Regions from separate parts of the Homo sapiens genome. Here region 2 is linked to region 1. Evidence: read pairs that join two places in POLR2A ChIA-PET (ENCODE). Cell type or tissue: GM12878. All regions are shown on one strand. Links, peaks and the distances in the headings refer to the core of each region. The heading gives the core; the rest is flanking DNA.

What was found. Peaks named below come from ENCODE experiments on the same cell type or tissue, not always from the same donor. Only the 100,000 strongest peaks of a DNase experiment are listed, where the experiment ranks them.
Region 2: POLR2A ChIA-PET joins it to region 1 with 7 read pairs; 3 of 35 experiments call an interaction of 5 or more read pairs at or near these places.

What each region holds. Positions count from the first base shown.
Region 1 is chr10:117,367,048-117,371,439 of GRCh38, reverse strand. The region is part of intron 1 of PDZD8 (PDZ domain containing 8); the gene reads left to right. Among named protein-coding and RNA genes, the nearest start is that of PDZD8, 6.2 kb to the left of the region's middle. In GM12878, for the core only: no CTCF peak of the experiment used is centred there; no DNase peak of the experiment used is centred there; H3K4me3 peaks cover 298 bases.
Region 2 is chr10:117,477,310-117,481,701 of GRCh38, reverse strand. No RefSeq gene overlaps it. Among named protein-coding and RNA genes, the nearest start is that of EMX2, 63 kb to the left of the region's middle. RefSeq lists a silencer at 2,070-2,299. In GM12878, for the core only: CTCF peaks have their summits at 1,462 (motif pointing right) and 3,198; a DNase peak (open chromatin) is centred at 2,171; H3K27me3 peaks cover 199 bases.

The DNA.
Region 1 (4,392 bases), core at 250-4,249:
GCTGAGACAGGCGGATTACTTAAGGTCAGGAGTGTGAGACCAGCCTGGCCAACCTGATGAAACCCCGTCTCTAGTAAAAATGCAAAAATTAGCTGGGCGTGGTGGCGGGCGCCTGTAATCCCAGCTACTCTGGAGGCTGAGGCAGGAAAATGGCTTGTACCTGGGAGGCAGAGGTTGCAGCCAGCCGATATCGCACCACTGCACTCCAGCCTGGGCGACAGGGTGAGACTCCGTCTCCAAAATAAATAAGTAAATAAATAAATAAACAAACTGGTGATGATGTGGGACTGATTCAAGTTTCAGATAAGAATGAATTACAATACATCTAAGATATAGCATACTTCTCACAGGGAAAATTAAACTAGCTAGTGTTCATCTTTTTTTACAGATGAGGAAATGGAGCTCGGAGTAGTTAAATAACTTGCTTAAAGTCACACAGCTTTCAAGTGTTGAAACGCAGCTCTGATAAGGCCAGGCCACCTTTAAACACACACACACACACACACACACACACACACACAAACTATGTTGTTCTTAAGTGATTTATTTTTTAAAAGCATGCCATCGATATAGTAAATATGTGGGATATCTTTCCAAACTAACCTAGAACTCTTGAGAAGAGTATGACTATAAAGCTGATTTTTTTTTCTTAAATTGGTCATTTTAGAGGATCCTTTTAAAAGTAAATCATGAGGCTAAATCTTTGGGTACTGTCCCACGTGGCATTTCTTTTTTAATTGAGCAGAATTGTGTTTCCAAATAGAAGAGACAGGTTTCACCATGTTGGCCAGGCTGGTTTCGAACTCCTGACTTCAGGCAGTCTACCCACCTCGGCCTCCCAAAGTGCTGGGGTTACATGTGTGAGCCGCTGTGCCCGGCCTAGTTTATTCTTTTTTAGCTATCTAATCTTCTTAGTAGAGCTAAAGCAGTAAAGAGAATTGTATGGAGTCTTACGATCCTTTGGCATTTGTAATCATTACATAACAAATATCTTGCCAGTTAACGTTGTTATTACTTCTTTCCCCCTTCATTTATTTTGCCTTTTTCGTGTTGCTAAAGTGAATCAGCCTCTCTGGACTGCCAGTTCCTGATGTTTCACCTAGAGATGCTAAGTTGCTCAAGTGGTTGCTTTCTAAGGACCCAGCTGACTGACATTTCATTTTACCCAAGTTAACAAACTTACAATGTTTGTAAAACATTTTATTTTACAAAATGAATTATAATATGTAGACAATATGTTTACAGATTTATTCAAGTTAGGAATTTCATTCATCCACCTCAATGTTAATTGGTTTGATTTTTTAATTAAAATAGTATATTATAATAGCAATATATTTTTTTAAATGAACCTCAGAATCCATCCTCAAGGGAGAAAGATTACCACTAATGTTCTTTTACTACGTGGATAATTCATCTTAAACATGGAGTCTGAGTAATAGTGTCTGGGTGGGGAGCTCTGTTTAGGGTTTAGGAGTCAAATATTTGAGATTCTTACGGATGCTTGTGTTCCTGGAGTATTATTGTATATAGACAAGCAGATTCAGTTTGCAGGTACTTTTAATTTGGCCTGCACTGTTTAAAAAATGGAAAATTCTGTGTGTTTTGGATTTGTGGCTTCTGTTAGGAAAAATTGGAATATCTTGTAGCGCCAGTGCTGCATTTCTCAGAGCAACAACAGGATGGAGAGATGGACTGTAGTAGCAGCTTTGGGGTTGAAACTCGGTGTGTAAGCTCCTAGGTGGAGTTTATAGTCCCCCCTTATTTGCTGTGCTTAATTGATGGTACTTGCCTGGCTTGGAGTTATATGAATTTGAGACCCGTACTGGAGGAGTAAATAGGGAGCATTACTGTTGCTGATTAGTGAAAATGAGAAGACTTAATAGCTGGAGTGGAGAGGGAGAGTGATCATTTTTATCCTTCTTTTAATTACATTTTTGAAGGGACTGTCATAGAGCAATTTTATTTTTTAAAAGACATTGTTGGCCAGGTGCGGTGGCTCACTCCTGTAATCCCAGCACTTTGGGAGGGCAAGGCAGGCGGATCACTTGAGGTCAGGAGTTCGAGACCAGCCTGGTCAACATGGCGAAACCCCATCTTTACTAAAAATACAAAAATTAGCTGGGCATGGTGGCACATGCCTGTAATTCCAGTTACTCAGGAGGCTGAGGCAGGAGAATCGCTTGAACCCGAGAGGCAGAGATTGCTGCAAGCCGAGATCATACCACTGCACTCCAGCCTGGGCAACAGAGCAAGACTCTATCTCAAAAAGTAAAAATAAATAAATAAATAAATAAAAGACATTGTCAGGCCTGGCGTGGTGGCTGATGCCTGTAATCTCAGCACTTTGGGAGGCCAAGGTGGGTGGATCACTTGAGGTCAGGAGTTCGAGACCAGCCTGGCCAACATGGTGAAACCCCGCTTCTACTAAAAATGGCACGCACCTGCAGTCCCAGCTGCTGGGGATGCTGAGGCATGAGAATTGCTTGAACCCAGGAGGCGGAGGTTGCAGTGAGCCAAGATTGCGCCACTGTATTCCAGTCTGGGCAACAGAGTGAGACTGTCTCAAAAAAAAAAAAAAAAAAAAAAAACATTGTCAATATAATGTTGAATTTTAAAAAGTCACTCTGCCAGAAAAAAAAAAATGCCTTGAAATGCAATCCATTTTTCTACCATGTAGTGATGGTAAGTAGATAGTGTCTCCTTTTTGTTCGAGTTTGGTGGATAGTTTGCTTTAGTGGAATGGGTCATTAATAACTATGTAAGCATTTACTTCACTGATCTCCAAAAAGGGGGGCATCAACTTATTGACAGTATATTTGAATTTAATGAATTGAGTGATCCGTATCTCAAAATCTTTCAAAGTAAATTCACAGAAAACTGACAAAATCATTTGTAAAGTCAAGTGTAATATGTTGTATTTATTTACTTTTTCATACTTTTTTCCTTTCTATTACATTGGAAAATATTTTAAAATAGCTACTAAAATTCCTTGATGGTTATAATAGTGACAGTTTTACTTACTAATGTTGATAGGAAATCTAACCTTTAATATTTGGGGAGAATAGACAATGGCATTGTGCATTACTCTAGCTATGCTGGAATAATCTTGTAATAGCTAATTTTTAACCTGTTGTGCTTTTTCTTGTACTGTTGCTCATATCTCTATATCTCGTCATATCTCTGTATAAGTTGAATTGCAAGATCATTGTCTTAGAGATGAATAATTATGTCATTTAAAAAATAGTCATTTATCTTCAGTAAGTGCTTAGTGCATACTACCTAGTGTTGCGGTGGGTATAGTAAACGTGATAAAAATGGTTATAAACTAGTTCATGCTATTATAGGGTTAGTCTTTCTAGGGAAAACAAAGAACACATAAAGCTTATTTTAGTGGCATTGGAAATATTTAAGCCCTTCAGTTTTGTGAGAAACTGGAACAGGAGAGATCAATATCTCTGCTCTGCTAAGGCAAACACCTGATTACTGTGGTACCGTATGTAATGCATTGTGACCTTAGCTTTTTTTTTTTTCCTCTCTCGTTGCCCAGGCTGGAGTGCAGGTGCATGATCTCGGCTCACTGCAACCTCCGCCTCCCAGGTTCAAGCAGTTCTCCTGCCTCAGCCTCCCACAGGCGTGTGCCACAATGCCCAGCTAATTTTTTTATTTTTAGTAGAGATGGGGTTTTGCCATGTTGGGCAGGCTGGTCTTGAACTTCTGACTTCAGGTGCTCTGTCTGCCTCGGCCTCCCAAAGTGCTGGGATTACAGGCATGAGCCACCACATTAGCTTTCTTAGCACACCTAAGTGTACTCCACCTAAATACCCAGTTTAGTGCTGATTTTACTTCTTGCACATTGGATTTCCTCCAGCTGCTTTGAATTATTTTAATTTCAGCTTTTAAAACACTTTAGATGGAGAATAATGTATTGATACATTACATCTTTGCTCTAGAAATTTGATTTATTCATTGAGGGGAGAATAGTCATTTTGAGGAGGCTATAATTTTTGTTTGTTTGTTTGTTTGTTTGTTTTGAGACGGAGTCTCACTCTTGCCCAGGCTGGAGTGCGGTGGCGCTATATTGGCTCACTGCAACCTCCACCTCCCGGGTTCAAGCAGTTCTCCTGCCTCAGCCTCCCAAGTAGCTAAGATTGTAGGCGTATGCCACCACACCCGGCTAATTTTCACATATTTAGTACAGACAGGGTTTCACCATGTTGGCCAGGCTGGTCTCCAACTCCTGGATTCTAGTGATCCCCCCGCCTCAGCCTCCCAAAATGCTGGGATTACAGGTGTGATTCACACCCTGCCGGGAGGCTATAAATTCAAATCAGTAATGTACAAGTATATTGGCTATCCCAAAAAGCCACAGTTTCTTCCTGGAAATAGCCAAAG
Region 2 (4,392 bases), core at 265-4,264, 110 kb before region 1:
TTACTAATCATCTTCATCATTTATCATCTTCACTCACCACCTTCAGGCATGGTTCAAGGCATTAGAGAGAGTATCATGATGACAGGCAGGACTCCCAGGTCTGAGCCAGCCTTGGCTTCACCTGCCTGAGTGACCTCAGAATGTCTCTCCCTTCTCTGGGCCTCAGATTCCTCCTCTAGAATGGGAGGGGTTGGCTTTGGGATGGGCCCTGGGGTCCCAGCCCTAATAGGGGACTTCCCAGCTAACCCCCAGCTATCACACAAAGGGGAGCTGTGGAAGCCGGACTCCTTGCCTAGCCGGTCCTCAGGCCACCCCTCCATCACTGAGTCCCAGGTGGGGCTCAGAGCAGGCGGCTCAGAGCAGCTAACTGGCTCTGTGTTCCTCTAGTACACTTTATTTTTTGTTTGTTTTGCTTTGTTTGAGACAGAGTTTCACTCTGTCGCCCAAGCTGGGGTACAGCCTCCGCCTCCCAGGTTCAAATGATTCTGGTGTTTCAGCCTCCCAAGTAGCTGGAATTACAGGCATGCATCACCACGCCTGACTAATTCTTGTATTTTTAGTAGAGATGGGGTTTCATCATGTTGGCAAGGCTGGTCTTGAACTCCTGACCTCAAGTGATCCACCCACCTCGGCCTCCCAAAGTGCTAGGATTACAGGTGTGAGCCACCACACCCAGCCTCTTCCTGTACACTTTAAACTTTGCAAAGGTATTCAAGGGGCTTCCCTTGCCATTCTATGATAATCTGTCCTTCTCCTTTTGCCCCAATATCCCCTTCCCCTAGTCTCAAACACCCAGATATACTTTTTAAAAATTTTAATGAAAGTAAACATGGCCCATTCTCAAACCTCCAAACAGAGGCCACAGGTAAAATTCCCTCCCAGCCACCAGCACCACAGGGAGAGTTTCACCTCGTTAAGGACACATCGCAGGGCAGCCACTCTGAAAACAGTACCTGGGGGTCCAGTGGAAGCACCTGCTCATCCAGGGCTCAGTTTGGTCCCCAGCACTGGGCAGGACACCCCCAGACAGATTCTGGAGCCCATGCACTGTGACCCCTGAGGAAGAATCAGCCCGAGATCAAAGCCCCATGATGGAACTAAGTCGTTGTGCCTAGGAGGGAGGATGGAGATGCCTGGAGTCATGTGGCCGAGACCCACCTCAAGGAGGGGCCCCAGCCCAGAAGGCTGCTGGCCTGCAGCTCAGCCAGAGAAACTCAGGGTTCCTAAGTCCCTTCTGGCTGCAGGTGAGGCTTGTATCTTTGGGTTCAGCCTGGAGAGGTGGAAGCAGGTGAGCACTCTCAGAGGTGATTGGGATGGTGGTGGGAGTCAGATTCCTAAAGACAAGCTTACCAGGACCTGGGAGGTCATGCCTGGTCTGCAAGGAAGACACTGTGGTTGGATGCAGCTGGCTGGACTGCAACAGGTCCACCTGATGCAAATCCCCTTTTCTTCTTCTGTGAGCTGGAAAGAACCTCCCTGGAGCCACTAGATGGCAAACAGGCTAGCTCAGGTTAAAGCCATCACCACCAGATGGGCAAATGGGCTAGCTCAGGTTAAAACCCTCACCACCAGATGGGCAAACGGGCTAGCTCAGGTTAAAACCCTCACCACCAGACAGGCAAACGGGTTAGCTCAGGTTAAAACCCTCACCACCAGACAGGCAAAGAGGCTAGCTCAGGTTAAAACCCTCACCACTAGATGGGCAAACGGGCTAGCTCAGGTTAAAACCCTCACCACCAGACTGGCGAATGGGCTAGCTCAGGTTAAAGCCTTCACCACCAGACGGGTGAATGGGCTAGCTCAGGTTAAAGCCCTCACCACCAGACTGGTGAATGGACAAGCTCAGGTTAAAGCCCTCACCACCAGATGGGTAAACTGGCTAGCTCAGGTTAAAGCCCTTGCCATCTGCATGGTACATCCACACGTGGTATAACAATGCCTTCCTTTTGCTCTATACCTGGCATCTATGTGCCCAATTTATAGATTCAGGCTGGCCTGTGCTCAACTCCCAGCCCCTCTATAAACAAGCTGGCCTCGGGAAGCCTCTTGAACTCTTTGAGCCTGTTTCCTCATCTGTAAAATGGGCAGGATAACAGTGCCTGCCCCACTAGACTTGTGAGAGTCAACAAGAGAATGCACACACAATGCTTGGTGGCTTGCGGGCACAGAGGAGGCTGCTCTCTTGCTAAAGATTAAATGCACCATTGCCTTTTGAGGAAGTGCCTCCTTGCCACTTGCCATTTCTGCCTCTGTCTCATCCTGCTGGAGACTCAAAACATCTGAGGGGGGCTGGCTGCGGTGGCTCACGCTTGTAATCCCAGCATGAGCCTTTGGGAGGCCGAGGCAGGTGGATCACTTGAGGTCAGGAGTTCGAGACCAGCCTGGCCAACATGGCAAAACCCCATTTCTGCTAAAAATACAAAGATTAGCTGGGCATGGTGGTGCATACTTGTAATCCCAGCTACTCAGGAGGCTGAGGCAGGAGGATCGCTTGAACCCAGGAGGCAGAGGTTGCAGTGAGCTGAGATCACACCACTGCACTCCAGCCTGGGCTACAGAGTGAGACTCCATCTCAGAAAAAAAAAAAATCTGAGGGGCCCTCTCATTCCCCCACAGAACCAAGCAAAGCCCTGGTTAGGAGGGCTGGTCACTGTCCCCAGCCTTGGCTCCCTGGAGAGAAGAAACGGTGCCTCCCCAGGTGTCTGAGGAGGGGAAGAGGAGCCTTCCAAGGGAGCACTAGGATGTTCATCTCTTTCCCCTTCCCTGCCTCTCTTTGCTGGGCTAATGTTCATTGAGCCCCTGCAGTAAGCCATGCGTTGTGGGGGGAAGAGGATAAGAATCGTCAGGAAGGATTCAGACCTAGTTGGAGACACGCACCCAGAGAGAGAGAGACAAATAACACACCACAAGACAGCCATCCCTCTCTTCAACAAACAAGCACAGCAAAACTCTCCAACCAACTTCTGCCTTAGGAGTCGAGGATACAAAAATGAATGAGACACTGTCCCTGTCCTCAAAATGTTTACCGTCTAATAATATAATTCCACTCAGCAACTGAGGGCTTCCAGGGGCTTTGCATGCTTTGTTTCATTTGTAATCCTAACCCACTCTCATGCAGGAGGTCCTAGTATCCCCATTTTGCAGACGAGGAACCTTAGACTCTGGAATGTGTCCATCGTCTGAATAATCACCACTAGGTGTCCAAAGTGCTCTAACTAGAGCCTACACACGTTGCCTTGGGAGCTTCAGACTGACTTTTCAGAGCAAGTTGTGGTCAGGGAAGAATAGTGTCTGAGCTGCTTCTTAAATGACTCAACCTCCAGCAGGCCAGGCAAGGCAAGGAATTCCTGGAACAAGACTAGTATATGCAAAACACCTGGGTATAAAAGAACACAGGGGGCATGAGCTATTTGCTCAATTCTAAAATCTAAGAGGTTTTCAAGGTAATGGTGGGAGACGTAGCTGCGAAGGGAGGCAGAAGCAAGAGCTTTGAACAGAAACCTAAAAAATAGAACTTCTGGAGGCAATAGGGAGCCATTGAAGGTTGTTAAGCAGGGAAGAGAGCATCTGAAAGATCACAGGTCAGTAGAAGTAAACCATATTGTCAGGGCTCTGAGTCATGGGAGAGAAGAACATGGGTAGGGTGAGCCAACAAGGTTCCTAGAGGCAGGGCACTCCAGTTAGGCCCAATGCTCAGATGAAGGTAGCATGTTGATAGGAAAAGGCAATGGTCAAATTAAGCCACAGACAAGGCACATGAAACCTGGAGCATTTCAGACTCAGTCTTGGATTTCCCTGCCTCCACCTCAGCATGGGCAAACTAAAAAAGAAACAGCTGAGAAAGTGTCAGATGTATTAAATCCACTGAGTTCCTGTCTCGGGCTCTTGGGCTCTGCCTTTCATGCTATATTTAGATGCTCCAGAATTCTCCTCTGCTCAGGCGTGTCCCACACCCCCTCAGAAGAGTGAGCATGTTTCCTGGGCTCCCCCCAGCCTTTGCCAACCCCATCAAGCTTCCTGTCTGACCCCAAGACACATTTTCCAACCAGGGTTTGAGGGACTCCACATGGCCCAGCCCCTCTTCTCCCTGAGATCTGGATTCCACAAAGAACCAGCCAGAATTTGGCATTATTCTCCTCATGAAGAAAAGAAAGCCTCAATCCTTTCTTTGGCTGGGTTTTTCACCATAACTGGTTTTCATTAGCTTTTAAATGGAAAATAAATTTTCCCCAATGGAACATTGCCATTTATTTGCAGAAAGTCATTGTTCATTTCATATTTTTTTATGCTGAATGACCCAAGCCTGAGTCTGCTGAGGCTCTGTCCAGGGACCCCAGGGAGTGTGATTTAGAAACCTTCCTGGCAGGCACCAGAAGAGACAGTGTCCAGTTG